Regions from separate parts of the Homo sapiens genome. Here all the other regions are linked to region 1. A link is a loop called in an ENCODE intact Hi-C map of the cell type or tissue named here. Cell type or tissue: PC-9. All regions are shown on one strand. Links, peaks and the distances in the headings refer to the core of each region. The heading gives the core; the rest is flanking DNA.

What was found. Peaks named below come from ENCODE experiments on the same cell type or tissue, not always from the same donor. Only the 100,000 strongest peaks of a DNase experiment are listed, where the experiment ranks them.
Region 2: a loop joins it to region 1, with 6 times the contacts of the local background. A loop is called at or near these places in 28 of 110 quality-filtered maps.
Region 3: a loop joins it to region 1, with 15 times the contacts of the local background. A loop is called at or near these places in 43 of 110 quality-filtered maps.
Region 4: it touches region 1 in a loop (6-fold over the local background); 12 of 110 quality-filtered maps call a loop at or near these places.
Region 5: a loop joins it to region 1, with 9 times the contacts of the local background. A loop is called at or near these places in 42 of 110 quality-filtered maps.

What each region holds. Positions count from the first base shown.
Region 1 is chr1:167,063,938-167,070,071 of GRCh38, forward strand. It overlaps GPA33 (glycoprotein A33), which reads right to left. Exons shown (of 7, transcript NM_005814.3): 3 at 4,985-5,201. It overlaps GPA33-AS1 (GPA33 antisense RNA 1), which reads left to right. Exons shown (of 6, transcript XR_922249.3): 6 at 843-979. Among named protein-coding and RNA genes, the nearest start is that of GPA33-AS1, 14 kb to the left of the region's middle. RefSeq lists silencers at 715-1,009, 5,085-5,298. In PC-9, for the core only: CTCF peaks have their summits at 2,867 (motif pointing right) and 3,067; no DNase peak of the experiment used is centred there; H3K4me3 peaks cover 597 bases; H3K27ac peaks cover 275 bases.
Region 2 is chr1:167,265,359-167,271,492 of GRCh38, forward strand. All of the region lies in intron 1 of POU2F1 (POU class 2 homeobox 1), which reads left to right. LOC124900412 (a long non-coding RNA gene) reads left to right here. Exons shown (of 2, transcript XR_007066718.1): 2 at 1-6,134. Among named protein-coding and RNA genes, the nearest start is that of POU2F1, 48 kb to the left of the region's middle. In PC-9, for the core only: a CTCF peak has its summit at 2,648 (motif pointing right); a DNase peak (open chromatin) is centred at 2,683.
Region 3 is chr1:167,205,122-167,211,255 of GRCh38, forward strand. No RefSeq gene overlaps it. Among named protein-coding and RNA genes, the nearest start is that of POU2F1-DT, 12 kb to the right of the region's middle. In PC-9, for the core only: a CTCF peak has its summit at 3,424 (motif pointing left); a DNase peak (open chromatin) is centred at 3,690; H3K27ac peaks cover 1,357 bases.
Region 4 is chr1:167,399,035-167,405,168 of GRCh38, forward strand. POU2F1 (POU class 2 homeobox 1) reads left to right here. Exons shown (of 16, transcript NM_002697.4): 12 at 152-331; 13 at 2,417-2,522. Among named protein-coding and RNA genes, the nearest start is that of CD247, 120 kb to the right of the region's middle. In PC-9, for the core only: CTCF peaks have their summits at 2,409 (motif pointing right) and 2,608; a DNase peak (open chromatin) is centred at 2,427; H3K27ac peaks cover 574 bases.
Region 5 is chr1:167,121,836-167,127,969 of GRCh38, forward strand. STYXL2 (serine/threonine/tyrosine interacting like 2) reads left to right here. Exons shown (of 6, transcript NM_001080426.3): 6 at 3,952-6,134. Among named protein-coding and RNA genes, the nearest start is that of STYXL2, 31 kb to the left of the region's middle. RefSeq lists enhancers at 1-317, 3,843-4,473. In PC-9, for the core only: CTCF peaks have their summits at 2,428 (motif pointing left) and 2,629; no DNase peak of the experiment used is centred there; H3K27ac peaks cover 264 bases.

The sequences.
Region 1 (6,134 bases), core at 293-5,292:
AGGAGCAGTACATATGCTGGGAAGCATTGCGGGCCTGCAGTAGCTTTCCAAGGCATGGCCTCATGTGTGTTCTAGTTTACAGTCATGGGATTTTAAAGATAGCGGAACATGGCCGTTAGAAAGATGGGGTTCGAGATGAGTTTGAGACCAGCCTGGTCAACATGGTGAAACCCCATCTCTACTAAAAATACAAAAAATTAGCCGGCCGTGGTGGCACCCACCTATAATCCCAGTTACTCAGGAGGCTGAAGCAGGAGAATTGCTTGAATCTGGGAGGCGGAGGTTGCAGTGAGCTGAGATCGTGCCATAGCACTCCAGCTTGGGCAACAAGAGCAAAACTCTGTCTCAAAAAAAGAAAGAAAAGAAAAAAAGAAAAAGAAAGAAAGAAAGAAAGAAAGATGGGGACATTGAGGCCCAGAGAGGACACTTGCTCATAGGTACTGGCAGAGCTGGGACTAGATCTCAGCTCTTATAACTCCAGATCCTGTGCACTCTCCACCAGCCCATATGAGCTCCTTCTGCCACTAATTCATTTGTGCCATTTTGGGAAAATCCTCACTTCCCCTCGACCTCAGTGTTCCATTCTGTAAAATTAGTGGACTACAAACCTGTTCTGTAAAGGGCCAGGTGGCAATATTTAGGCTTCGCAGACTACATATTGTCTTTGTTGCTGCTACTTTTTCTCTTTAAATAGTATGTTAGAAATGTAAAAACAGTCTGTGGGCTGGATTTGGTCCTAGTTTGCCTACCCCTGAACTAAGTGATCTCTGAAGCCTTCCACTCTTAACTTCTTAGTAATGTTCTTTCTGGGTTCAGCACCATCCTCCTCCTGTGCTTTGCAGATAACGTGCAGTTGCCATAAGCACGGGATGATGGGCGGAAGCAGTTGCCATAAGCACGGGATGATGGGCGGACCCACAGGCAGCAGTAAAGTTATGTGCAGGGTGAAGGATGAGGACTGAGGGGACTCGAGCAGGCAGAGGGCGCAGAGGTAAGGAGAGGGAAGCCCATAGACTGGAGGTTACCCAGAACGGCAGCCACCCTCATCTCACAACCCCAACCCGATTCCCTGGATTTCTGGGAAGCTTAAGCCTGTGCCTTTCACTCAGCATTGTCAAGATACCATTGTGGAGCTGGGTTCATTCTACAAACCTCACTGGGTGCCTACTGTGTGTCTGACAATGCTGGGCACTTGGAGGACACAGTGGGTGGGTCAAGGAATCTAGTGGGGGCAAAAGACAAGTAGCTGAACAATGACCAGACAGGAGGCAAGGCTGCTGGGGCAGATAAGGCCTAAAACAGCCCCAAACCCAAGATCAGCTGTGACGTGAAGGAAGCATGACAGTAAACAAGGCCAGTGGTGGAGGTGGGAGTGGTGGTCGGAGAAAGAGGTGATGGTACTCCAGGCAGAGTGAACAGCATGTGCAAAGGCTCAGAGGCAAGAAGCAGCATGAAGCATGCTTGAGACTTCAGGTCGTGTCCTTGGAGGTGAGAAGGGGAGGACACACAGTGGAGAGGGTTGCTCCTGGAATCCCTAGGTGGCAAGCCTGTCTCCTCTGCGTCTTTCTTTTCACATCCCCTTGGATGGCTTGCTCGCTCAATAAACAGTGCTGCCCATTCTATAATCCAGGTGCACGGTCGCTGAGCATCAGGAGTGCATTCTGATCTCGGCCCCACCCGGCAGCTGCTGAGAGAAACCCTTCCACACACACCACTCCCCTCTAGCCCAGCAGCCACAGTATTTCCTCTTGGAAAGAGCCAGGCTATTGTTGGGTGTGCCCAACATCTCCTGCTGCCATAGTGAGGGCTGGCCAGGTGTGGGGCGAGCATGAGGGAAATTAGAGGCCCTCCCTGATTGTCACTTTCCCTTGGATGGTTCCTAAACATAAGAGGTCCAAAGTTCAAGGCCGGGCCTCATCTATCCTGCACCAGACCCTGGGACTGGAGCAGTGTGGGGAGGGGGAGTCTGCGGCTTAAGGACCACTCTTACCAGCAGCCAACAAGCAGGTCCCCGGGGAACAAGAGAAGGTGAACACCACTTCCCAGAGGACCCCTAGGATGGGCTTGCTGAGCCAAGCTTTATCTCTTGAGCTTTTCAGAGGTACGGGAGCATCCCTCTCCACGCATCCAAACCATTCAGCCTTTTCCCAGGAATGCCTTGAATCGGAAGCAAAGGCTTTATTCCACAATTGGAGAGCGGGCAAAACACCAATCCCACCTGAGGAGTCCCAGGTGTCCCCAAAGTCACACCAAGTGTGCATGACTGACAGTAGAGCCTTTCTACAACCAGGTTTCTTTGGGATAAAAGACAAAAAGGGAAGAAAAGTAACTGAGGCCTACTGGCATCTACAGAGCACTCAAAGGCATCCGAATGCATCCAAAAACTGTTATAGCTTTGCTGAAACCACCATTTTCTAAGGGAAAACTGCTGAAAGCAAATCCTTAATTCTCTCCAGAGGCAGAGGTACAGACAATGGCAAAGAAGTGACCAGCCACTCCCAAAGAGATCAGCCTTAGGGCGGAATGTGTCAGTTCCCAGCCCCTAAACCCTCTGGCCTCACCCAGGAACCCCTGCTCTCACCCTGTCCAGATCCCTCACTAAGGTCTCTCCCCTCAGCCTTCCACCGTCAAAAACAGGTAGGACCTCCGATCAAACAGATCTTTAACAGATCAAATCGTCCTTCCACACATGTGGGGCCCGTGAGACCTCCGGGGGACTCGGTATATTATCAGTCTTACCTCCCCAGCAGAATGCAGATGTTACCTGAATATTCACTGGAGGAGCAGTGATAGGGAGGGAGGGGAAACGGAACCAGTCGGGTGCCAAGGCCTCTCCGAAGCCTGCGACTCCCGCTACAGACGTCAGGGGGCGCCAGAGGCCGGAGCACCGGGTCCCCGGTCCCGGAGCCCCAGTTTTCCCAGCCGAAACCGAGACTGAGACCACGCGTGCTGCCCCGAGGCGCGGGCTGAGGGGCCGCCGGGCTGGGAGCTTCATGCTCGCCTCGGTTTACTGAGGTCATCCAGCCCCAGTGGGCTGGCTGCCTTAAAATAGCCTAGCTGCAAAGCCATTAGGAAAGAAAACGTGTGTGTGAATGTTTATATATGTTTTTATTTATGTTTATATATGTTTATATGTATATAATTTAAACTTGTTTCTTCGAGTGCATTAAAAAAATGGGCTCTTTCTTTTCTCTGTGTTTTTTGTTTGTTTGCTTGCTTGCTCGCTTGCTCGCTTGTTTGTTTTGAGGCCGGTCTCTGTCACCCAGGTGGGAGAGCAGCGGCTCGATCACGGCTCATTGCAGCCTCGACCTCCCCAACTCAAGAGATCCTCCACCTCAATTTATTTATTTATTTATTTATTTATTTATTTTGTAGAGAGGAGGTCTGGCTATGTTGCTCAGGCTGGTCTCCGCCTCGGCCTCCTAAAGTGCTGGGATTACAGGCTTGAGCTACCGCACCCGACCCTTCTTCTTTTTTAAAAAAGTAAAACATTGGTTTCACCGAGTTCCATAATCTCAGATTAAATTTGTATCCTTCTGGCTGGCCCTGGTTGGGAGGAAGAGGGATCAGCATTTATATAATGCTTATGTGGAGGATTTCGGGGGAGTGTGCATTAATACTTCCATTGCCCAAAGGAAATGAGACCTATTTAAGGGACCCCTAACATACATATGTACGTGTGTGTATGGGATGTCTATTGTAGTATTGTTCATACAAAAAAATGTTAACAGCCTGAATATTCATCAGTATGGAACACTTGAATAAATCATGGTACCTCCGTGTGATGGAATGTATGCTGTTAATCGGTAGATCTGCATGTGCCGATCTGGAGAAATGCGCATGAAACAAGGTTAGAAAGAAAAAACGCAGAGTGATCTTTATAACATGATTCCATTTTTTTTAAAGGAAAGAAAGGAAAAGAGAAAAGTATGCAAGAGTGTGTGTGTGTTGAAAGGACATGAGGAAAATATGGAATACCTACCTGTGTTGCCATTGGCTACCTCTCTAGGGGGTAGGGTGGAAGGAGACCTTAGTTATTCTTTATACAATGCGAGTTTGCATAGTTGTATAGTTGGACCCACTATAATGCTTTCAAAACGTCAGGCAACCACCTTATGCAATAAAAATATCTTAATTATTAATTAAATTAAATTTTAAAATAAATTTAATTTAAATTAAACATATTAATTAAAAATAAAATGCAATCAATTATGTAAAAGGAAGAGGGAAAAAAGATCTTTGTTTTGGTTTAAAGCATTGCTACCTCCCAGCAGTGGTGCCATTTCTTATATTGGACATAGACTAAGTGCTCATTAAATAACAGTTATTTTCCAATAACGATTTGACTTTGAGTCAGTTCCTTCCTTTCTCTGGGCTTCATCTACAAAATGAGGATATTAAAGTAGATGATCTTTCAGATCCTTCCCAAACTATAAATTCCAATAATAAGTCATTCCTATGAAAAGAATGTTATCTTGGGACACATTTCAAAGGGAGCAGAACCTGACTGATGGAGTATCTGTTGAGGGATGGGGGTGAGCAGATGGTGGCATGAAGAATTTCTGCTGGGTAGCCAAAGTTACGGCAGGGAAAGATATAAGAGAATCATGATGTGGCCCCCTGAGCACCCAATTAAGGCACAATGAGTCTTTGCAATAGGATTTAAGATTTTCCTTTATCTTTGTAATAAGTGTGGTATGAAAAAGAGGAGCTGGTATGGAGGAAAGGACACCGACAGAGCAAGGGACCACTCCAAGTCGGCCTTCTCTGTCCTCGAGACTGTTGGCCATTGGCGGAGAACTCAGAATAGTGTTTAGTTCCAAAGGGAGGAGCGGTCCCTCTGCTGAAGACAGCCTGGACGAGGTGAGGAGTCTTAGCTCCTTGTTGCTGCCTCTGGCTTCGTCTCAACACCTGGGCTCTTCTCCCTGTGCTGCCACCTGCCCACCCTCTTCCTACAACTCCTGAAAGACATGAAGACACTCACCGAGGACCAACAGGCGGACACGTGACTTGGTGTTGCCCTCCAGGTCTGACATCAGCGAGACAGAACACTCGTAGGTGCCGTTGTCAGCCATGGTCAGCTGATCAATGGTGATGGAGGCATCGGACTGCTCAGCATTGTTGGATATGCTGACGCGATTCTTATAAAGCTCACCATGGATGTAGTTTTTGTTTGAAAACGGCCAGATGACCACCCTTTCCTGGAGAGAGAAGAAATGGCACCAGGTCTTCACCCAAAGGCCCTTGCCTGGTGCTTCCAGCCTGCCCTGACTACCCTCATCCCCCAGTTTCCAGGGCCCAGAAGCACAGACCTGCCAACCCCTCAGAACAAATAGCTCGCATATGTGCTACCCATTTGTGGATTTCTTGTATTATATATATATTTTTTTAGTTTATTTTTAAAATGAAAATATTGAAAGAAGTTAGGCAGTTCATACCGCAGTACACATGTGGGTGAATGGGTCCATCTGGGATCCCAGCACTTTCACCTCTTGTAATCTCCGGCATCTCTCTTATCCATTCCATTTTCTCCATAGCCTATCCTCACTCATTCAGTCTATCAGTATTTACTGAGCACCTTCCATGTACCAGGCATGATGCTGGGCAGCCAGCCTTGGCTGCCAAACCCACTTTATTTTCTTGACTCTTGCCTTTGGAATGTACTGATTGATTGATAGACTCATCATTTATCAAATTGTATGTGGTAATGGCTAAATCACAGACTTTCAAGCCAGACTGCTTCAATTCAAATCCCCATTCTGCCATGTACTAATTGTATGACCTTGAGCAAAATGTTCCACCAGTGATTCTGTTAACTATTCTGCAAAATGGAGATGATGACAATAACACCTGCCTCTCAGGACTGTAGTGAGAATTACAGTAGTAATATACACAAAGCAGTTAGGGCATTATGTGACATGTTAAGTTTCTAGAAGTGCTAGCCATTATTATAACTGAGCATCTACTAGGTGTCTGACATTTGAAGATGATAATTCACGAATTCTGCACCCAAAGAGTGATGGAAGTGATAGACAACCAAACCTTGCAACATCTTGTGATTATCTCTAGGACCCCAGAAGAAAATATCACTTCCAGAGTGGTAAGTCAGGGGAGGCTTCCTAGGAGAGGTGACA
Region 2 (6,134 bases), core at 631-5,630, 200 kb after region 1:
CTCACAAGTTTAGCGTTTCTTCTATTAAACCATTATGAAATGTCATTGTTAGCTAGTAATTTAAGTTAGTAATTAGGTTATTCAGAGTCATTGATTTAGCCTGTGTCTAAAACCAAGCAATGTAGATGGCTGCCAAATTCACTAATGGCAGCAGCATGTGGTGAAGGTTAAAGAAGATTTGATAACTCTTTTAGGTATTTAAAATATTTGTATATTTTTAAAAATCAAACTTATGAGACAGTGCATGCAGTAGTGAAATGTATATATATAGCTCATTTGAGGAGTACTCTTAGGGTTGTGGTTCTCAAATAGGGACAGTCTCTTGCCGTACCCTCCCCCACCCCCCAACATTTGGCAATGACTGGAGACATTTTTGATTGTCACAACCTGAAGAATGGTGCTCATGGCATCTAGTGATTAGAGGCCAGTTATGCTGCTAAACATCCTGCAATGCACAAAGTCAGTCTCCTCCCCTCTCTGCAAAGAATTATCTGGTCCAAAATGTCAGTAGTACTTAGGTTGAGAAACCCTACCTTAGGTATTAAAACTCAAGCTTCAATTTATGTCAATGCTAAGCCTGCAGCTACACTGTTAAATCCACAGACCTGTATACTTCTACAACTTGTTGTGTATACAAGGTGTGATTAGAATGGTTGCACTTTTAAACAAATATAACTGACACACTTGCATGCTTATGCACAGAAATCCAGTTGAAAGCTCCACCTTCACAATAGTTCTCTTGGGAAGAGTTTGCATTTATATGATTCTGCCATTTTTTTAAATTTATTTTAAGTTTCAGGATACATGTGCAGGACCTGCAGGTTTGTTACATAGATGAACACATGCCATAGGTTCTGCCTTTTTTATAGTTGCCTTTGAAACCTGGAGCATACCCTTTAAATCTCCTTAATGGTACCAAATTATCTTCCGAAGGTGGATTTGGAAATATCCAGTGCTTTCTGAATGCATTGTGATGGGTGTAATCAGGTTGGGTAGTAATTCTATTGTAAGGTGAAATTGAGATATGGCTATAAAATAATAATTGGTGGTTTAAAAGTAGTGCTTTTACAAAATCTTTTCATCGGTAATTAAGTGTGTCATAATCTCAATTTGAAGAGGTATGTGCAGATGTTCTAGAATTATTAAAACAAAATCAGTATCAGAATGTCAAATATTTAAAAGATTGTTGTCTGGGATCAAGGGAAACAGCCACTGTCACATAATATTGGGAAGGTACTTTGGCACAATTTGGTAATACTATTAATTTTTTTTTTTTTTTTTTTTGAGATGGAGTCTCGCTCTGTTGCCAGGCTGGGGTGCAGTAGCATGATCTTGGCTCACTGCAATCTCCACCTGCTGGGTTCAAGCGGTTCTTCTGCCTCAGCCTCCCAAGTAGCTGGGATTACAGGCACGTGCCACCACACCCAGCTAATGTTTGTATTTTTAGTAGAGATGGGGTTATATCGTGTTGGCCAGGATGGTCTTGATCTCCTGACCTCATGATCTGCCTGTCTTGGTCTCCCAAAGTACTGGGATTACCGGCGTGAGACACCGCAAAATGTTCATATTATTTCACTTAGGAATTCTGTCTCTAGCCATTTGTTTACAGACATTTTTACACCAGTAAGGAAAGATATGAAAAGTGCTGTTTCTTGGAGGTTTGTTTGTAAAGTGGAAAAATTAGAAACAACCCAATACCTGTATTAATAGTATTAGTATTGTGATCAGTATTATTGATCACAAATCATTAGTATATCCTTGAAGTAAAATACTATACACCACCAAAAAATGAAGGTATAATGTGTACTGATATAAAAAGAGCTATCAAATATATTAAATGGGGTGGGGGGAAGGAAGCTGTAAAAAGGAAAAAAAAAACCCACAAAAGTAGTAGGTATGGCATGTGATACCAAACTATATATGCAAGACATGCATAGAAGAGAGACCTGGAGGAATAAATACTAAATGTAATGGGAATAGGATAGTTTCCTATATTTCAGACTTGTTTGATTGTATTGTAATGTTTTACAATCAGGAAAAAAAAACTAAAACCGTGAGACAGTGATCTTACTTATAACTAGCTCTTTTAAGATTTTGAAGCAGTCCTTTGTATTAGTACATAGCTACCGATCTTTCTGCAGTTCTGTTTTTATATTAATAAATACCTAAAATTGGCCAGAGATTCCTAGGGCATTGTTCTTCATCTGAAGTTATTTACTGCTTTAAAACATTTTAAAATTCTTCATTGTGAAAGTATCACAGTTACTGTGTCTTTTTTTTTTTTTTTTTTTTTTTTTGAGATGGAGTGTTTGTTGCTCTGTTGCCCAGGCTGGAGTGCAGTGGTGCGATCTTGACTCACTGCAAGCTCCGCCTCCCAGGTTCATGCCATTCTCCTGCTTCAGCCTCCCTAGTAGCTGGGACTACAGGTGCCTGCCACCAGGCCTGGCTAATTTTTGGTATTTTTAGTAGAGATGGGTTTTACTGTGTTAGCCAGGATGGTCTTGATCTCCTGACCTCATGATCTGCCTGCCTCGAGCCTCCCAAAGTGCTGGGATTACAGGTGTGAGCCACCGTGCCCGGCCTACTGTGTCTTTTTTAAAATCTTGGGCTTTGAAATACCAGTGTGGTAAACTGCTAATCTGTGTTTACCCTGCAGGTGGCGCTGGTGGTTTTGTGGTGTTCTTCAGCGTGACTCAAGTAAAATTCCCTTCAGCTGGGAAATCACTTAGATATTGGTTCTGCTTGTAGAATGTTATCTTTCATGTAATCTGTTGAATATCAGACATTTTCTTACTATTATTTCAAGAAATACATGTAGCAGGAAAAAATCTACTAACAAATTATTAGGATATAATTATATTTTATACCTTATTTATCTACTTTATTATTCATTACAATTTCTGGGAAAATTAAATTTATTTCAGCAGTTCATTACTTTCCAACTCCCTTAAAATTCCAAAACTTCATCAAAAAACTGGCAGTAGAACTAATTTTTTCAAATTAATTCTCTTTGAAGTCTTTCATTTTCCTTTCTGTTTGTGTGTCTGACTCCCCCTTTCTTTCTCTCAGTCTGTCAAGTTCAAGAGCAGCTCAGATGCCATGAATTAAGTGGAGCACAAAAGGGGGAAAGGAGACCCTTTTGAAGAACAAAGGCCTCCCATTAGGCTGCCATGTTCTTTTTTGACCAAAAGTGCACCCTACATGGTTTCTATTGTTGTCCACATGCCCTGCACATAAGGTAAATACAGCAGATCCTCATTACCTCACGTTTTCCTCCTCTTCCTCCTATGCCACACACAACCAGTGAAGCTTTGGGTCTTTGATGTCTTTAGGCATTCTTATACAGTTGCTTTATCTCCTTTTAAAAACCTACAGGGGTAGAAGTGGAAGTGGAGAGCAATGCACACCGAGTAGTAAAACCTCACAAGAAGGGAAAATGAGCTGTTAGAGAAGCTGCAACCCAGGAATCCAGGGCAAGTGGAAAGATCCAGAGATTTTACTGTTGTTGTTCTCTATTCTCTGTCTTTTAATCCTATAGCTTAAAAATCCTGTATTTTTAAAGTAATAACTTTGATTTACATTCACTATAGTTTTTCCTCCCTTTGTCCGTGTAACAAGACAGGCAGGTGGGAATAAATTTAATTGCTGAGAGCAGTTCATGTAATGATCAGAAATTCTTGCTAATCTGCTCCTACTTATTGGATGTTGGCTCTTTGGTGTCATGGAGATGGCTTTACTGTAGGTTTGTTGTGTTGCATTACTTTTCATTGGGATTGAACTGAGAAATAACAAACAAGCTTTAAGTGGGAAATTAAAAAAAAGAAGTAACCTATGTAGATCCAAACTTAAAATGTGAGAAATTATTGAAATTTCATTTTCTACAAACTTGAAATTAGCCTGCTAATTGTAAAGTTGTTTTAATAATGCTGACAAATGTCAGTTACGTTTGCAAAGGAGTGTATGGTTCTAGGTATTTGCCTACTGTTAACCGTTGAGAAAAACATTGTCAGGTTAGCAAGTCTATTGAAATAGAGACCTCCTTAGTTTACAGCAAAGAATAAATAGCTGATGACTGGAGATTGGGACTAAGGTTTTATTTATTTATATTCTTTGAAAGAAATCGGACAGTTAATAAGTGGTTTGTGGTAGAGTTGAAGGATGTCTGAGAGATGGAAAGAGAGTGACAAAGGAGGAGAAGGAATAGTATTTCTTTTTTAGTATTGTTTTGAAATTAAAACTCTGTTATTTTAATATGGTAAAGAGCAAGAGTTGGGTTGGGCGCGGTGACTCACGCCTATAATCCCAGCACTTTGGGAGGCCGTGGTGGGCAGATCACCTGAGATTAGGAGTTTGAGACCAGCCTGGCCAACATGGCGAAACCTTGTCTCTACTAAAAATACAAAAATTAGCCAGGTGTGGTGGCACATGCCTATAAATCCCAGCTATTTGGGAGGCTGAGACAGGAGAAGCACTTGAACCTGGGTGACAGAGGTTGCAGTGAGCCGAGATCCCGCCACTGCACTCCAACCTGGACAACAGTGTGAGTCTCTGTCTCAAAAAAAAAAAAAAAAGAGTAAGAGTCGAACTTAGGACAACGTATGTTTTCTTTTTTTTCTGACGTTGAGCTAATGGTGGGCAATTTGTGACTTAACATTTAGTGACCACCTTGAACTCTCCCTGAGTTTGTGGGTCTGCCCTTTTAGGATTATAGAGGTGATTCAGTGGTGTTAAAAACAACATTAAAGGGATTAAAGAAGTAATTCCTTTGTAGGAACAGTAGTAACATTTTATTTTGAAAATTTCATGAGGAAATTTTTAGTATTCCTATTTTTTTCCCCATATGTTCTTCAAATAAATATACATAGCACATTCAACATTTTTGGTCCTAAGAATTTCTTATATTAAAATCTGACTAGCATAGCTGAAGTTAAAAAAAAAAGGCCTGTTAACTACTTGAGGAAATGTTTTGACTCTTTATGGACCCTGAATATTGCTTTTCAGGAAGTATTCCTTGTTTTGTTTTTTTGGGTACAGCAGTCTGCAAGAAGCCTTTGGTTTATGTACTTGGCAGCAAAATAAAAGGCAAAGAGCTTCTTGCTGTGTGTTATGTAGGAAATTACCATTCCTGTTGTCTGTGTAGGATGTTCTAAAGATGTAGCCAGGAATCTCAGAGGAGAGAGAGAAGAGACAGAGAGAGAGAGACAGACAGAGAGTCAGACTTGTAGTTCTAATATTTTCTTGCTTTTGCCTCTGCCTCTGGTCATACATTGGATTGTTTTTCTGCTTTTGTTCCTTGGGGTGGCATCTGTCTTCAGGAGAAATCACTCCATAGTCAAACACAGATTGCTGAACTGTGGCATTTTTGCTGTTACTGTTATCCTGAATTTACTGGGAACAGTTTTAATATGGGTGCATTTAAACACTTGTTTGTGGATAGGGAGAGATGGAGAGTGAAATTTCATTCTCTGTTGAATGCTCCGTCTCCTGCCCAGCACATTTCTGCCCCTTCCACATGGTTTTTCACTAACTCCTGAATGTTTCTCTATGCTAATCTGAAAGCTCTACAGCAGAGACTACACATTTATACAGTTCCCCACATACAGGGTCACTTTATGAAATGAATTATTTCTTGACATTTTTCAGGTTTGTGATTGTACCTTTCCAAGCCAGTGTTAACACATTTCAAATATTGTGAAAAGTTGAATTTATGCTAGCATTGTTTTAATTATTTAAATAACTTAACATTTTAGAACCTTGTGGCTTTAGATTTAAAGAGGTATCAAGTCCTTAAAACATTTTCGGTTATTATCCTAATATTAATACAATAATAGTCATTAGACAAATAGTAAATTTTAAAAAGAATAAAAATTAAAAAGAACACCTAACTGGGAAAGTGGGAGAGAAGCCATTTAAAACAATAAACTGAAACTCTTTTCCTGAGTTTCCTTAGAAGCCATTTGGACAATTAATGGAGAGATTTTAAACATTAAATGTATTTGTGACTAAAACTTGCCTTTTCAACAAGACACCCGAACTGCCAAGACTTCACAGGGGTCTCATTGTAGAGAATTAAAATTCAATGATGGTTGAAAGAGAAAAGGCATAATAAGATTGGTCAGACTTCTATATTTATT
Region 3 (6,134 bases), core at 525-5,524, 140 kb after region 1:
AGTTGGGTGCAATGGTTCTGGCACCCATTCAGTAGAAAGTTTGTTCAACTTTAATTTTTTTTTTTTTTTATTGAGACAGTTTTTCACTCTTGTTGCCCAGGCTGGAGTGCAGTGGCACGATCTCAGCTGACCGCAACATTGTCTCTCAGGTTCAAGCGATTCTCCTGCCTCAGCCTTCTGACTAGCTGGGATTACAGGCACGTGCCACCATGCCTGGCTGATTTTGTATTTTTAGTAGAGACAGGGTTTCACCATGTTGGTCAGGCTGGTCTCAAACTCCCGACCTCAGGTGATCCGCCTGCCTTGGCCTCCCAATCAACTTTTAATTTTTCAGTCAGAATTGTGTAAGCTGAACCAGTTGAGATGTCTGTGGTGTTGGATATTGTTTGTGCTGTGAGTCATTGGTCCTGTTCAGTTAGAGAACAAACAAAATGAATATTTTCCTGACAAACTGATGTAGATGATCTGCCACTGCATTCATTTTCAACATGCTCTCACCCCTTACTAAAATGAGTTACCCATTTGTAAACTACTGGTTTCTTTCAGGCATGTCCCCCCTAAACTTTTCATAAAGCATCAGTGATTTCACCATTCTTCCACCCAAGCTTCACCATAAATTTGATGTTTGTTCTTGCTTCAATTTTAGCAGAATATGTTGCTCTGATAGGGGCTAATTTCATACTGATGTCTTATCTTTCTAGTGCCTCAAACTTATCCCATTTAGACATGTTATAACAAGTTAGTATGAGTTTATTTTGGTACAAACATTTTTTGAAATCCATGCATAGTTTTTTCATAATACATACATTTCGTGAATTTTAAAAGACCCTGCATGTATATGTGTTTGTGTGTGTGTGTGTGTGTGTGTGAGTTCAAGACCACCCTGGCCAACACGGTGAAATCCCGTCTCTACCAAAAAACACAAAAATTAGCCGGGCGTGGTGGTATCCACCTGTAATCCGAGCTACTCAGGTGGCTGAGGCAGGAGAATTGCTTGAACCCAGGAGGCAGAGGTTGCAGTGAGCCAAGATTGTGCCACTGCACTCCAGCGTGAGTGACAGAGTGAGAACCTGTCTCAAAAAAAAACAAAAACAAAAAACAACAACAACAACAAAACCTTAAGTATGTCAAAATACACATTATGGGTCTTGATGCTCTAGCCGAATGCCAGACCCAGATTCTAGTTGAGTGTGTCTGTTGACCAGCTAGCAGCTCGAGGAATCTGTTCATTGTCATGCATGTTGGGGAGGAGCAGTTGAGAAGGTGTGTGAGGTGGGTACCTGGAAAAGAGAGAGCAAACAGTTAAGAATGGTGTCTGTTCTCCAACTGACCTCAAGGGAAGGAAGGGACAATTCAAAGTTGAAAGAGTAGTTTCCTTAAGGTTGTTGGTGGGACTTGAGGCACAAGCAGTGATGTCTCTGGGCCAGGAGACAGATTTCAACACAGTGACAGAGTGAAATGCTCTCTCCCCAGCTCAGCTGAATACTCAGTACAAGAAGATCACCAGGGGCCCAGAAACTGTTTGGTATGCCCAGGGGTTTGTGGCTGTGACAGCCCTAGGAGGCAGCCTTCTTCTGGCTGAGAAGAATGGCAGGTGACTCTGTGCAGAGTGAAACATGAAAGGACAGCTTTGAATGAGGTGTGCTTATGTCCTGCAATGATGAGGATAGGTGCTGGGAATAGGAACTTTTGGACTATTGAAGAAAATTTGAACCCATTTGTATTCAGAGGCTAGTGAGGTCTTGAGACATCTGGAATATCTGATACAATGTGGTTTATATGGATTATTTTTTAACAGAAGAAAGAGGATTAAATTATAATACATAATGACACCTCACTTATTTCACATTATGAGGAAATGTGATATTCCAGTAAGTCAATTTTCCAAATAATTGAAACAGCTCTTTAAGATTTAAAACATTTTAATGTTTTTAATGGAAAGTCTGCCAAAGTATACTGTACACTTTGCTTGCTTCTCAGAGGGGAAAATGAATTTAATGATTCCAAGTCATTGTGAGCACTGATGACTTTTTGTATTCTAGTATGGCAAGGCCCTGAGGATCTGATGACATACCTAGGGCTATTTTCTCTTAAGATAAATAGTCCCTAGCCTGCCATGCTCTCTGAACTCTTGTATCCACTTTTGGTAGGTTTGCTCTCTCCATTGTTATTAGACTGTCAAGAGACACTTGCTTTTCTCAGGGAGACAGTTTCTAGGCATCCACTTTACCCTCATTAACCTTTTAATTTCATCTTTAATCTGCTTTGGATATAGAAATTGCATGACTCATGTGAAAATCCTGGCTTAAAAAAGATGGAGTTCTAACTTCTGACAAAGGGTTGGAAGGGTTTGCCTAGGAATGAAGTGCGAGTTTTTAAAGCAGTTATTTTGTCTATTTGGAAGTATTTTAAATTTACTTTTGGTCTTGGCTGTGTTCCTCCACATTGCAGTTATTGGACTGGGGACTTTCAGAGAAGTGGTTTTTAATATATGTACACAATTGGGATGCTGGGGAGAGGGGAAAAGATTATTGTAGCCCTCTATCTCACCCAGATCAACATTATCTTATTCATTTTATGGAAATTGTAGTTAATATTCTGAATTAATTAGATTGTACAATCAGTTTCAAAAGCATAATGCAGTGGTGTATAAAATTTAATAATGTATAAAACTTGTTATGGAAATTTAAAATTTTAGGGCCAAGATGGAATTCAAACATGAATTTTGTATGAAGAAATGAAACAAAATAGTTGTGTTAGAGTAATTTTCTTTATTATTAGGGAAAAACATCCACAGCATCATTTAAATACTATACCATTCATCACATGTAATGCTTCCCAGCAAACTAATTTAAGGTGGACTCTAGACTCGATAAATATCAAAAGAGTATATCACAGTCCTCGCCTCTGCCTGTTTTCCTTTTGAAGATCAGCAGGCTTAGTAAAAACAGATTTCCTAAAATAAGCATTATCATATACAGAGAAGACTGGAAATCGTAAATGATGTGAGCAACTTCCCTTGATTATGACAGGAAGCCTGCATATATAATCTTTGTAGTGAATAAACATCTCCAATTTCTAGTATTATATCATCCAATTCCAGGAAAACATTATCATAATATGAAATAGATGAGAAAGTAAGTAGCAATCAGAACTATCTGGCAATGAGAAACACTAGGTTTTCTTTCTCTTGAGTCAGAGCAGCTTTCCTTAGTGAGAAAAGCTGATGTAAGGTGGTTCCACATTCAAATTTCAGTGCCTGAGCAACTTCGGGTAAGTTACTAAATTTCTCTGAACCTCAGCCCTTCTGACCATTATGCATTGGAAATAATGCTTCCTTCCTGTCTTAATCTGTTTTGCATTGCTATAACAGAATACCCGGGGCTGGGTAATTTATAAAGGAAAAAGGTTTATTTAGCTCGTGGTTTTTTTTTTTTTTTTTGGCTCCAGACTGTCCTCTGGTGGAGCTTTTGTGCTGCATTGAAACATGGAGGAGAAGGTCAAAGGGGAAGCAAGCATGAAGAGGGACCAGACCAGAGGGGCATCCTGGATTTATAGAAACCTACTCTTGGGGGAACTAATCCATTCCTGTGAGAACTAAACCAGTCTCACCAGAGCAAGAAATCACTCACTGCCACAAGGACAGCACCAAGATATTCAGGAAGGACCTGTCCCCATGACCCAAACACCTCCCACCACACCCTACTTCTCAACACAGACACACGGGGGAATCAAATTTCAACATGAGATTTGGTGAAGACAAACAAACCATATCCTAACCATAGCACTTCCCAAGAATGGCATAAGATTTAACTGAGGTAATGTTACTGAAATGCCAGGGGTTCACTCTAGGTCCTTCTGCTTGCCACACAGAAAGCCAATCACTGAGACAATGAGTATGACTAGGGAAGAAGTCTTTAATTAGGTGCTGCAGCCAAGGCAATGGGTGATTGGTCTCAAATCTATCTCCCTGACTAACTAAAATTAGAAGTTTATATAGCAGGGAAGAACTATAACCACGTATGGGAAAACAAGAATTAGTGAGGGGTAAGGAAGAGGAGTTGGTCAACAGGAAGCAGGTGGCTGGCTAGGCACTCATGACAGGTGAGGGGTCTGGTGTTTCACTGTCCAGATGCAGTGATCTGGTAAGTTTCAGTTCCTTGATACTATCTGGGAGGGCTGATGTTTGGTTTTCTGAGAAAGGAACTCAGATAAAATAAATGTTTAGTGCTTCAGTGGAAGTTTATATATATGTAACTTTCCCAAGTTTCAAGACTGGGAGGATGAATTTCTATGTTTATTCAAAAGAAACCATAAACATCAGTTCTAGGGACAATTGGGCTGGCTTCAGTCATGCACATTTAGCCCTTTCCTGTACCCTACATCCCCTCTATTTGAAAGCAGTGGTCCTACACTCAAACAGTCTTCAGGTCCTCACCTCCAACCATGACCTCCCTCTTGTATGTCTTGTCTTTCTAAGGGATCCCCAGTCACCCACCCAAAAAGCTAGTGGCTGTCCAAGGCTCCTCCTTTGCCTTCATCCTCCCGGCTCTGAACAACTCCTGGCCACTGATTCCTGTCTGAGTTAGGAGTTAGATGCATCTGCTCTGAGCTCCCCTGATCTACACGTACTTCACAATGTGCACTTTACCCACACTGGTGAATGCTCAGTAGACTCAGATTGTCTTGCAGGAAGGACTTAGGGTTTTTATCTCTGAATAATGATATTTGTGGAACTAAAGTGAAATAAAAGAATAATAGCTCAATAAACCTCAGTTTGCATTCTCCCTATTATTTCTTTTGCTCAAGATGCTGACTTGTGTGGCTTTTGTGTCTGGCTCTTGCCCTGCCTACATGTAGGACTGGTTTCTGTGGGTATTTCTGGTGAGATCTCAGAAGTATCTCACAAAATCCTATCAGTACACACAATACAGGGAGCACTAAGAAAGCACTGCAATCCCCATCTTACAGGGGAGGACCCTAGTGTACAGGGGCTTTCAAGATCTTCGTGTGAGGTTAAACAGTCAGTGAGAGGCAAGCCTGGGATCAATCCTGGGTGTGGCTGATGCCAGTACCCACACATAACCATTATCATAACTCTATTCCCTCCTCAATAGGTGTGATCAGTTACCCATGGCATCCTCATTTTACACTCCTTCGTCTACTTAAGCTTCCCTTTCCAAGCACTGCTAGTGCTTTTGATTGGTGCTTCTGATGCCTCTCACAAAGCACTGCAGTCCTCAATTTGCCAGAATGGGGCAGATTGTTCTCTCTTGCTCTTTTGTTCATTCAACTTTGTCAGAGGATTATTAAAGCTCCTTGTACCCCTATGTCCCCTAGAAAATTTCATGAAGTGGGCAGAAATTCAGCGGATATGCTCTGGCCTTGGGCACAGCTGGCAGATGCCCTGATGGATTAGGTGCCAAATTGGATAAATTACTGGGTGTGGTGGCTCATGCTTGTACTCCCAGCACTTCGAGAGGCTGAGGCAGGAGGACTGCTGGAGTCCAGGAGATTGAGACCAGCCTGGGCAACATAGTGAGACTTCATCTCTACAAAATAAAATAATTGTCTGGGTATGGTGGCATGTGCCTCCATAAAGGATAAATTGTCTTAATATAAGTTAAACATAACTTAAACATAAATTAAATACAAATGTAATTCCCCATTTATTTAATATTTAAATTAAATATAACATATTAATATATAAACACATGTATTTCGTTTTTGAAATATATATTTATATCCATCCAATGTATATATTTGTTTTGAAGCCTCTTTCTCTTATTTGTTGTTTACTAGTTTTGTTTTGTTTTTTGGTTTTTTTTTTTGAGATGGAGTCTCGCTTTGCCGCCCAGGCTAGAGTGCCGTGGTGCAATCTCAGCTCAGTGCAACCTCCGCCTCCTGGGTTCAAGCAATTCTCCTGCCTCGGCCTCCCAAGTAGCTGGAATTACAGGTGCATGCCACCATGCCCAGCTACTTTTTGTATTTTTAGTAGAAATGGGGTTTCGCCATGTCAGCCACGCTGGTCTCCTGACCACTCCTGGCGCTCCTGATATCAGGTGGTCCGCCCGCCTCGGCCTCCCAAAGTGCTGGAATTTCAGGTGTGAGCCACTGCACCCGGCCTGTTTACT
Region 4 (6,134 bases), core at 374-5,373, 340 kb after region 1:
TTCTATCTACACAATCTCTTTGTTGAAAGTGGCCTAATGTGGATGGTCATATGTATCCCAGCTTCATTTTCTAACCTGACGTGATTATGCCAGTAGTTCAAAAAGTTATTGCAAAGGATAGCTTTTGGAATTACATCTTTTCACCCTGCAGAATCAAAAGCCTACCTCGGAAGAGATCACTATGATTGCTGATCAGCTCAATATGGAAAAAGAGGTGATTCGTGTTTGGTTCTGTAACCGCCGCCAGAAAGAAAAAAGAATCAACCCACCAAGCAGTGGTGGGACCAGCAGCTCACCTATTAAAGCAATTTTCCCCAGCCCAACTTCACTGGTAAGAATAAAAAATAGGGAGTGCAAGCTCAAGGGCTAATTTTTGCAATTTTACAAATGACCTGTTAAATCAGTTTATTTCATAATAGTAATTTAATGAATAAATACATCAAATAAATGCATGTAAATTTGTATTTTAGACATTACCAAGGTAATGAAATTCTCATTCTCTCTTTCCTTGTCTCTCGTGCTCTCTCTCTCTCTCTGCTGAGGTCACTGGTCTTGAGGTGCCCCTGCATGGAGGGTGAAATCTCGTGTTGTTATTAACCCAAGAACTTATTGGTCTTGCTTATTTTTTATTTATTTTTCTATTTATTTTATTTTTTTGAGACAGAGTCTCATTCCATCACCCAGGCTGGAGTGCATTGGTGCGATCTTGGCTCACTGCAACCTCCGCCTCCTGGGTTCAAGCGATTCTTGTGCCTTGGCCTCCCGAGTAGCTGGGATTATAGACGTGTACCACCATTCCCGGCTAATTTTTTGTACTCTTAGCAGAAGCAGGGTTTCACTATGTTGGCCAGGCTGGTCTTGAACTCCTGACCTCAAGTGATCCCTTGGCCTCCCAAAGTGCTGGGATTACGGGTGTGAGCCACCATTCCCAGTCTTTTTTTTTTTTTTTTTTTTTTTTTTTTTGTTGAGACAGAGTTTCACTCTTGTTGCCCAGGCTGGAGTGCAATGGTACGATTTCAGCTCACTGCAACCTCCGCCTCCTGGGTTCAAGCGATTCTCCTGCCTCAGCCTCCCAAAGTAGCTGGGATTACAGGCGCCCGCCACCAGACCCAGCTAATTTTTTTGTATTTTTAGTTGAGACCAGGGTTTCATCATGTTCTCCAGGCTGGTCTTGAACTCCTGACCTCAGGTGATCCACCTGCCTCAGCCTCCCAAAGTCCCAACGTGCTGGGATTACAGGTGTGAGCCACTGCGCCCAGCCCACCTATCTTATTTTTTAAAGTGAACAATTTTAATTCTTTCATCACATTTCCATCATACTCTTCTCTGGTATAGTTCATTAGATTACTCTGTAACCATGGGAGTAAATTTGCTGCTGATCCCAGTTATCTCAGAAAATCTTGTTACTTTTTATTCATGTTGAGTCCTAAAGCCCAGTTTATTAAACTTACACTCACGTGATTAAGTGACAATAAGTTACCAGATAACCTTCAGTTCTGAACTTGTATTAAAACAATCATCTCAGGTCTTTTACTTTGAAACAACATATGATCCTTTCCTGTGAAGCCTCATTGAGTAACTTCTGCTGTTTGCATTATTCCTAGACTGAAGAGACATACAGTGGTCGTATGACTCCCTTGGTTTTTAGGATGATTATGAATTTGACTTCTACATTGTCAGGATTCAAAAGATGGGAATATTGTTGAGTTTGCATTTCTGTTCTTTTTAAATTTGGTTTTATTTTATTTGAATGTCATTCCATACTGGCAGGCTTTTTAAACTAAGGTCAGCATTAAAAGCACATGTTAGTTTATGTGAAGGTTGTAGTTGTTAAATGGTGGGCCTGTAGTCATAAAGTTATGAGATAGTTATGAAAAAGATAATTATTAATCAACAATTTTGTTTTGTAAAGGTGATGTTTGTGTTTTAGATTTGTACTAAAAGAAAGACAGTATTTCTTGCAAAACTAGAATTTTTTGTTATTTCAAAACTAATCCGTTTTTTTTAAAAGTTTGCTTCACATTATTTTCATAATTTTATTTTATTAAAACCAAACCTAAGGCAATACTGCCCCCCTACAGAGTCAAAAGTAAAAGTAATACATGTACCCCAGATTCCCTGATCCTGTCAAATAGTTTTCTTATTTAGGTAAAGTTGATAATTAGTATAATGTTTCTTACCGACTTAGAGTATATCTGTCTCAACGCTATTGAAATTTACGAACTTTTTATTATTTATTTTTAAAACCCAGGCAAAGCTATCTGTGATATCAGTGAACAACCATCTTCGAATAGCAGCTTTCCAACATAGGATGTCAGGTGTCTCAATTCCAAGATCAAAGAAAGACTGTAAAATCATTTCCTCTTTAAGTTTTGATTTTAAGTGCTTTGTCCATGTTTTCATTTCTGACCTCAAGGTGGCGACCACACCAAGCCTTGTGACTAGCAGTGCAGCAACTACCCTCACAGTCAGCCCTGTCCTCCCTCTGACCAGTGCTGCTGTGACGAATCTTTCAGTTACAGGTAAGCAGCTGCCAGGCCATGCACCTGCTGAGCACATGGGAGGCCCGTTTTGGGTTATTATAAGAGTCTACCATTAAATTGTGAATTAAGGCCCTAACTAAAGATAGGTGTTGCTCATAAATATCAATTTTCTTTAAAGTAACTCCTTTCCTTAAAAGCCTTCAATAGCCGTGGCTTTTTGCATTCAGAAAAACCTCCAAGTTTGTCAATTCGTGAAGGTTATTTCCGGTCTGAACCTGATCTCCCACTAGTCTTTTGCCTACGCACCCTCAACACACAGGAGGCCTCCATCCATACCTTTGTAAACATCCCTACAATGGAAATGTCCATCTTAGCCTGCAGTTCTTGATCTGTTACTGATAAAACTATACCAGCTTGTATGTCAATTTTCTTGGAAATATTCTTTAGCTTTCCCAGGAAACTATTCATTTCCATGTACCTGTATTATAAATGATTTTATTTTTACACACCTGTCTTTCCCAATAGACTGCACTTCTCAAAAGATTTGATTATTCTTTTTGAACTCTTGATGCCTAGCTCAGTGCATGACATACTCACTATAAAATGAATGTTTTTTTTTCCTTTGGCCTCTTTTAAATAGCAAATTTTCCAGATAAATTTAAAATCACTTAGCATTGTCATCAGATGTTTTTTAGTGATACATAGTGCATAAGACATGCTGTAATTATTCACCAGGTTGGTTATTTGCTAGTACATCATTGGGTAGATTAATGATATTTCATAATGAAGCTTGATTTAACCTAGAGGTAGGGACTTTTATTTTTCTCACCCATGTTTTAAGTTTACAATGCCTCCTTGGCTCTATGACCTACCCATGATGTAAAAATTGAATAAATGGCTTTATATTATATTAAATTTCTACATTATTAGAACATTTTGTTTATTGTTTTCTGCATCCAATCATCCATTAATTTTTGCTTATGTTAAACAGTACTTCTTGACCTCTTCTGGATGTTGGACCTTTTTAAGAATTTGAAAGCTACAGACTTTTCCTCACACAAAATAGACATATACACAATTTTTAGTAAAATTTAAGGAGATTTATAAATGACAGCTCCCATCAACCTCCCACTCCAAGGCTATTTGTGGATACCTACAGGTTCCAGTTTTAATAACCTTGGTTCAAGAATATACTTAAGAACCTTGGTTAAGAATATATATAATATTGAGCACTTCCACTTAATAAGCAAACTGTTAGTGATTGATTGGCATTGTGTTGGGCACCAAGAATGTGAAGAACCATCTCTGAGGACCTTGTTGTCCAAATTGACTGCCAGTCACCTGGTAAATTATGAACTGAATCCTACCTTCCCAACAAATTATATTGCTTTAGGTCTAAAAATACCTGTCTCTTACAGAAATTTTGTTAATAGTTTACACATTAAGAACAAATAGCTTTGCAGTTTTCTTAAAATATGGGGAAAATCAAAGTAATTTTAGAGAGATTTTAATACTCAAAACTAGCTAAAAATTTGCATCAGTTTTTGATACTTCTTACCACTCACATTTTCTTGAACTCTTACTCAGCCTATTTATGTGGATCTATTTGTGATTTTTTTCTGACACGTTGATAATTTTTCCTGGAGTGAATTTTTTTTAATTATTAAAAACATTATTAGGAAATTCAAACAGGAAAAACAATCACAAGTACCATTTTTATTTTCTCTTTAAATCCTTTTTATATGTACATGTATGTACAGTTTCAGTAGTATTTGTGCAGTACAGTATTTGATTGCAGCCTTGTGATACTCTAAGCAGAGGACTCAGGCTCTGCCTGGACACCTGACCCACAAAAACTATGAGATAATAAATTGTGATGATTTAAGCTGCCGAATTTGTGTCATTGCTCCTTGAAAGAGAAGAAGAGTCAGTGTCAAGTGGGTTTTCTTTTCTTACTCTTTTATCAGCCGTTGCTCAAAACCATGCCCCTTTTTAATTTGTTTTTCCTCTTTGGACTGTAACTTTCTTGTACAGCCTCTTTTCCTCTGATATTTTTATACTGCCTTCTTTTTTTCTCTGTTGAGAAAAGTAGCATGTTTCTTTATCATGTTATTTATTAAAGACGGCCATTGTCTTAATCATACAACTTATGTAATGCAATCTGCTTTCTTCCTGAAGACTTTCTTCTTGGGATTTCTATGATTGCTTATTTTAAATTGTTTTCCTTGTTTTCCTGAGTTAGATCCAATGTTTCTCAGATGCCCTGTCATCCTCTTTGATTCCTTTTTGTCTGGAGCACGTTCTCAAGTAATTTTATTTAGAAAGGTTACATGGGAGGTAAAACTTCTAAATACATGTATAACTGAGAAGTATTTATTTTGCCTTCACAGTATTTTTTGGAGTTTGTCCAGTTACAAAAGTATTTTTCCTTTGAATTTTGTTGTGTTTTAGCATCTAGTGTTGCTAGTGAAAAGTCTGATTTCAATCTCTTTTTCCTTGTTTTTTCTCTCTGTAAACCTTAAGGGTTTTTTAAAATCTTATACTGTTCTAAAATTTCACTACAAGGTTTCAAAGAAGGGGCCTTTTAAAACTTGCCCTCATTGGCCTTCAGCAAGCATTTTCAATGTGAATTAATGTATTTCTTGCACTCTGGTAATTTATCTTTTTTTTTTTTTAAGTTAGGATTTTTTGGCATTCACTCTGTTTATTCATTTTGTGTCATTTGTAATGTGCTGTTGGCTTTTTTCATTGTCTGGTGATTTTTGTAGTGATGAATGCAAGATTACATTACTTATTATCAGTAGCCTGTAAGGGTTTTTCCTGACATTGTGTAGCTTCTGTTACTCAAGAGTCCCCTCCCCTGAATGGAAGGGCTCGCGGTGAGCTGTGAATGTGAATAAAGAACTGCCAAACTTTATTTCAGCCTATGAACAGGAAGCAGGCAGGCAAGCGAGGCTTTCTGTCATACTTTTCCAAAATGAGGGGTATCTTTCCTCATGCATGCAAGTACCTACACTAGAATCCTTAGCGTTCCATAGTCAGATTTTATTTTCTTTCAAGAGTAGGTGACTTTGGTTCTGTTCATTTGAGAGGTCTGGTAGAAGGAGGGAAAGGCCCACTGTGAGAGCTATTATGTGAATAGCCCTTGAATCACCCTGTTCTCTGACCCTATTTCCATCTACCTCAGTATCTGACAAATAACTCTGAGCTGGGACTCTCTGTGAGGCTCCATCAGAGTGAATAATTTCCTCCTCTATCATAGTCTTCTCCTGTGCCCTTCTGGATTATGGTTGATTTCTCCACCATCCAGTTTTATCCTTTTTCTCATTTCTGCAAATCTGTCTAAATCTCAAAACCTCTGATACCTGTCACCAGAGCTCTTTTTCCCTTTTGTATCTCTTTACTATTATTTGGAATAGGATTTTAGAAATGAAGGGAAAAACCATATCCTTAGCACTATCTTCTAAGAAAAATCATGTTTGATTGATGTGGTCATCTTATTTTCCCATAGGTACGTTTGACACATAATAGGTCCTTGGTAAACATTCTAAAATAGATGCAAGTGAGCATTGCCATACTCCTCCAGAAAGACGAGTGTTCCATTGTGTCTCAAAAACTTGTAAAAATTCCACAGCCCTTAATAATCTCAAC
Region 5 (6,134 bases), core at 432-5,431, 58 kb after region 1:
CTCACTCTCCCTGCCAGGCAGCGAAAGGCCCTTATTGTTGCTGTGCTTGTTGCTTTTGTGGGTCCTTCCTACTCCACTACAGAGAGTTCGTGGCATCCCTAGAATTACTCCCTGAGCCTTAGGTCCTGTGGTTTTCTCTGCTTTAGGAGACTTGGGAGTCAGTTCTTGACCAGAACAGGGAAAGAAACACCTGGCGCCGGCGTTTTACATGATAATCACAAAGAGCCTATGAGGGGGTGTTGTTATTTACATTGTACACACTGGGAAGTTGAGACCTATGGAAGATTAAGTGGTGACTTTGTATGGTGCACGGTGTAATAATCAAGACTCTCTTGGTTGCTAGTGGGTGGAAACCATCTCAAACTCCTTCACAAGCAGCAAAGGCATTAATTCTGAAGATGCAGGAAAGAAGCCAAAGACAGGAGCCTGGCACGCCGGGCAGGCCTGGAACAAGGACTGGACGATCTCAGGACTCTTGGTTTCCCTCTTCTTTCTCTCTCTACTTCAGATAGCAAATGGCCATCCACAGGCCTGACATTAAACTAGCTAATTTCCTGCCTCAGTCCCATTTCCAAATTTCCTGGCGAATTTGTCAGATACTGGTCTTTTTGTGTACCCTGAGTTCCATCAGCAGTGGCAAGTGGGGTGGCTTCTGGGCAAATACAGGTGTGGAGGGGGATACCTTCTGAAGAAAGGGGGAATTATGAATTGGGAGGGTATAGCACAATTGCCTGCCATATAAAGACATACTGAGAGTGTAGAGAATTCAAATCCAGGCTTGCTCAAATCTGATGCTCTCCCCAGTAGCTGTACTCTTAAAAAAAAAATTTTTTTTTGAAGGTCCTTTTTTTGAGACAGAGTCTCACTCTGTCACCCAGGATGGAATGCAGTAATGTGACCTCAGCTCACTACCTCCGCCTCCCAGATTCAAGCGATTCTCAGGCCTCAGCCTCCTGAGTAGCTGCAATTCCAGGCACGCACCACTACTGCTCAGCTAATTTTTGTATTTTCAGTATTGACAAGGTTTTACCATGTTGGCCAGGCCAGTCTCAAACTCCTGATCTCAAGTGATCCACCACCTCGGCCTCCCAGGGTACTGAGATTACAGGTGTGAGCCACTGCACCCAGCCTGTACTTTCCAAATTTTAAAAACAGGGACCCTCTTCACAATCAGCCCTGCTGGTAATCAAAATGGTAACTCTGCTAATTAGAAAAACACTACCTTCCTCAAACCATTTTACTGTTGGAAAAATTTTCACCATAACCCAAGTGTATTTTGATATTTTGATTTTGATGTGAAGAGGCCCCCTAGAGTTGTGCAGAGAAGAATCTATACAGCATCAGCCTGCCTCTAACAGAGAAGACAGAAAATCCTGTTGCTGCTTTGGATGAAGTGGGTAAACATCCCTGAGTCTCACCCACCCAGCCTCTCTCTTGTCCCTCTGGCTGCCCTTTAGGCTCCTCAGAGGAGTCCCAGTGTGCTAGGAACACAGCAGGAAAAATGTGGCACCCCAACCTGGTCTCCGCCAGACTGAGTCTAAGTAGTATTTGATGCTCCTATGAAGAAGACTGGCTGGTCATGTCCTGAAGTGTCCTGAAGTGAGTTGGTCTCGTGATTCCACCTCCAAAGAAAACCAGTGAGACTTAGAGACTAGCCACAGTATATGGTAGCCTGGTCAGAGGGTGGAGGGGAGGTCCTTGTAAGGGACAGCTAAGCCCTGACTGAGGACGAGAGGAGAAAAAAGACAAGTGCTTCTATAGATGCTCCTTATAAGGCTTTTACTTGTTTTTCTTTTTCTTTTTTAAGAAACAGAATCTCACTCTGTTGCCCAGGTTGGAGTGCACTGGTATGATCTCAGCTCACTGTAGCCTTTGCCTCCTGGGTTTAAGTGATTCTCCTGCCTCAGCCTCCCGAATAGCTGGAATTACAGGTGCTCTCCACCACGCCCAGCTAATTTTTGTATTTTTAGTAGAGACAGGGTTTTGCCATGTTGGCCAGGCTGGTCTTGAATTCCTGGCCTCAAGTGATCCACCCACCTCGGCCTCCCAAAGTGCTGGGATTACAGATGTAAGCCACCACACCCTTGTTTGTTTATTTTTGAGACAGGGTCTCATTCTGTTGCCTGAGCTGGAATGCAATGGGACAATCACCACTCACTGCAGCCTCAACCTCCTGGGCTCAAGTGATCCTCCCACCTCAGCCTCCCAAGTAGCTGAGACTACAGGCGCTTGCCATGGTTTTTTGTTTTTGTTTTTTTTAGAGACGAGGTTTCGCTATGTTGCCAGGCCGGTCTCAAACTCCTGGCCTCAAGCGATCCTCTAACTTGTCCTCCCAAAGTGCTGGGATTACAGGTATGAGCCACCACACCCTGGCCTGTGGCTTTGACTCTGCTGATTTACCTCCCTCTAGTGGCTGCTGGCTCTTGGCAATAACACCTTTCATCATTACTGGGCCTCAAGTCCCCTGAATTTTCTGTCTCTGACCTCCTGTGTGACCAAGACATGACCTTAACTGCTGCAAAGATATAATACTGAAAGAGTCACCTCCCATCTCATATTGTTAGAGAGGATTTTTAACTGAATTAGCAAACATCCCCAAAGACTGTTGGCAAGTAGATTGATGAGAGCAGGGAGGAAGGTCTCCAGTGGTCCCAGTCTGCATTTTAAACAGCTATTACAATGAAGGCATAGGAGGCATATTTGTCACATTCATGAAGGATGCAAAGCCGAAAAGGAGGCCAGGAGCAGGTAACTGATCTGTTGAATGGTAGAGTCAAGACTCGCAAAAGCTCCTGTAGGCTATAAAAACAGACATCCACCAAAAGATGTTAGTAGGAATTTGTGAAATTATCCTTAAGTTTAAAAATGACTGCACATTAAAAGGAACACGACTTAATTGCAGTTTTTAAAAAACGTTTTACAGGTTTCAGTTGACGGATGTAAAAGATAACTTGAGTTCATTGTGTGACATATCCTCCCATATTGCAAGTTTATATGGTATCAGTAAAGCCCCAGTGACCCAAACAAGGGTGGGGAAGGGCCCATTCTACTCTATGTGAGTGAGTCAGTCCAAACCTGAAATATCTTGCTCCATCCTGAGTACAAACTCCTAAAAAAAAAAAAAAAAAAACCCTGATAAATTCAAGTTTTGACCTAGAGGAAAGTAGCTAGAATAGTAAGGGAACATGAGAAGATGTTCAAATAATGTTTGAAGGACTCAAAATAGCCAGGAAAAGAAAAATATATATATTTCGGGAAGAATATGATAGCAATCTTGTTAAGGATTTTTGTATAAAAGCCCTGTTTCATACAATGTATCCATAGTTGACTTTATAATGTCAGAGCAGGAGTACTGGATGCTTGTTACAGAAATTTATACTTTTCCCTAACATATGAAAAAAATTTTGAAGCACTAGAGTGATCCAAAAATGGAGTGAATTGTGTCTATGTGTCCATGTGAGCTAATGAGCTCCCTGTCACTGGAAGCATTCAGCAGTGGCTGGATAACAGGTGTGACAGGTGATCCAGCATCAGGGATGTTGTAAAGGGAATTCTCAAGTTTAGGATGTGACTTATGATGCTTCCCAACACCAAGATTCTATTTCTCTGTGATTCATTTATCTTAGCTTCTCATTCCTTTTCTGCTTTATCACCCTTCCCCCTGTTCTTGTATTTCTCCTCCCTCTGTTGCTCGGTTTGTGAGGAGAAAGTAGAAATGCACTCCAGTGTTTCAAATACAGGGCCAGTGGGGATTGTGATGTCTCCCATCTGTAATATGGGGTCAGTGATGCTCAGCCCTCCTGTGTCTTGAGCCCGGATGAACTTCAGAGGCAAAGTAAACACCTTAAGTGCAGCATATTAAAACAGCACTTACCAAAGAAAACAAACAAACAAGAACACTACAAGGAAGCCACTGTCATTACATCATTTTCTCTTGTGTTTTCATTTCAGGGAAAGTCCTGGTCAGCAGCGAAATGGGCATCAGCCGGTCAGCAGTGCTGGTGGTCGCCTACCTGATGATCTTCCACAACATGGCCATCCTGGAGGCTTTGATGACCGTGCGTAAGAAGCGGGCCATCTACCCCAATGAGGGCTTCCTGAAGCAGCTGCGGGAGCTCAATGAGAAGTTGATGGAGGAGAGAGAAGAGGACTATGGCCGGGAGGGGGGATCAGCTGAGGCTGAGGAGGGCGAGGGCACTGGGAGCATGCTCGGGGCCAGAGTGCACGCCCTGACGGTGGAAGAGGAGGACGACAGCGCCAGCCACCTGAGTGGCTCCTCCCTGGGGAAGGCCACCCAGGCCTCCAAGCCCCTCACCCTCATAGACGAGGAGGAGGAGGAGAAACTGTACGAGCAGTGGAAGAAGGGGCAGGGCCTCCTCTCAGACAAGGTCCCCCAGGATGGAGGTGGCTGGCGCTCAGCCTCCTCTGGCCAGGGTGGGGAGGAGCTCGAGGACGAGGACGTGGAGAGGATCATCCAGGAGTGGCAGAGCCGAAACGAGAGGTACCAAGCAGAAGGGTACCGGAGGTGGGGAAGGGAGGAGGAGAAGGAGGAGGAGAGCGACGCTGGCTCCTCGGTGGGGAGGCGGCGGCGCACCCTGAGCGAGAGCAGCGCCTGGGAGAGCGTGAGCAGCCACGACATCTGGGTCCTGAAGCAGCAGCTGGAGCTGAACCGCCCGGACCACGGCAGGAGGCGCCGCGCAGACTCGATGTCCTCGGAGAGCACCTGGGACGCATGGAACGAGAGGCTGCTGGAGATTGAGAAGGAGGCTTCCCGGAGGTACCACGCCAAGAGCAAGAGAGAGGAGGCGGCAGACAGGAGCTCAGAAGCAGGGAGCAGGGTGCGGGAGGATGATGAGGACAGCGTGGGCTCTGAGGCCAGTTCCTTCTACAACTTCTGCAGCAGGAACAAGGACAAGCTCACTGCCCTGGAAAGATGGAAGATCAAGAGAATCCAATTTGGATTTCACAAGAAAGACTTGGGAGCGGGAGACAGCAGCGGTGAGCCCGGTGCAGAGGAGGCAGTAGGGGAGAAGAACCCCTCCGACGTCAGCCTGACAGCCTACCAGGCCTGGAAGCTGAAACACCAGAAGAAGGTGGGCAGTGAGAACAAGGAGGAGGTGGTGGAGCTCAGCAAGGGGGAGGACTCGGCCTTGGCTAAGAAGAGACAACGGAGGCTGGAGCTGCTGGAGAGAAGCCGGCAGACGCTGGAGGAGAGCCAGTCTATGGCAAGCTGGGAGGCGGACAGCTCCACGGCCAGCGGGAGCATTCCCCTGTCTGCGTTCTGGTCTGCAGACCCCTCAGTCAGCGCTGATGGGGACACGACGTCAGTACTGAGCACCCAGAGCCACCGCTCCCACCTGTCTCAGGCTGCAAGCAACATAGCGGGGTGTTCAACCTCCAACCCCACCACACCCCTGCCTAACCTGCCAGTGGGGCCTGGAGACACCATTTCCATTGCCAGTATCCAGAACTGGATTGCCAATGTAGTCAGTGAGACCCTTGCTCAGAAGCAAAATGAAATGCTGCTGTTGTCCCGCTCACCGTCTGTTGCAAGCATGAAGGCAGTACCAGCGGCTAGCTGCCTGGGGGATGACCAAGTCTCCATGCTTAGTGGACACAGCAGCTCCTCCTTGGGTGGCTGCCTGTTGCCTCAGAGCCAGGCAAGACCCAGCTCTGACATGCAGTCTGTGCTGTCCTGCAACACCACACTGAGCTCACCCGCGGAAAGTTGCAGAAGCAAAGTGAGGGGGACCAGCAAGCCCATCTTCAGCCTCTTTGCTGACAATGTGGACCTAAAGGAACTTGGCCGGAAGGAGAAGGAGATGCAGATGGAGCTTAGGGAGAAGATGTCTGAGTACAAAATGGAAAAGCTGGCCTCAGACAACAAACGCAGCTCCCTCTTCAAGAAGAAGAAGGTCAAGGAAGATGAGGATGATGGTGTGGGTGATGGGGATGAGGACACTGACAGTGCCATAGGGAGCTTCCGATATTCTTCCCGCAGTAATTCCCAGAAACCTGAAACAGACACATGCTCCTCCCTGGCTGTCTGTGATCACTATGCAAGTGGCAGCAGAGTTGGCAAAGAGATGGATAGCAGTATTAATAAGTGGCTCAGTGGCCTCAGGACGGAGGAA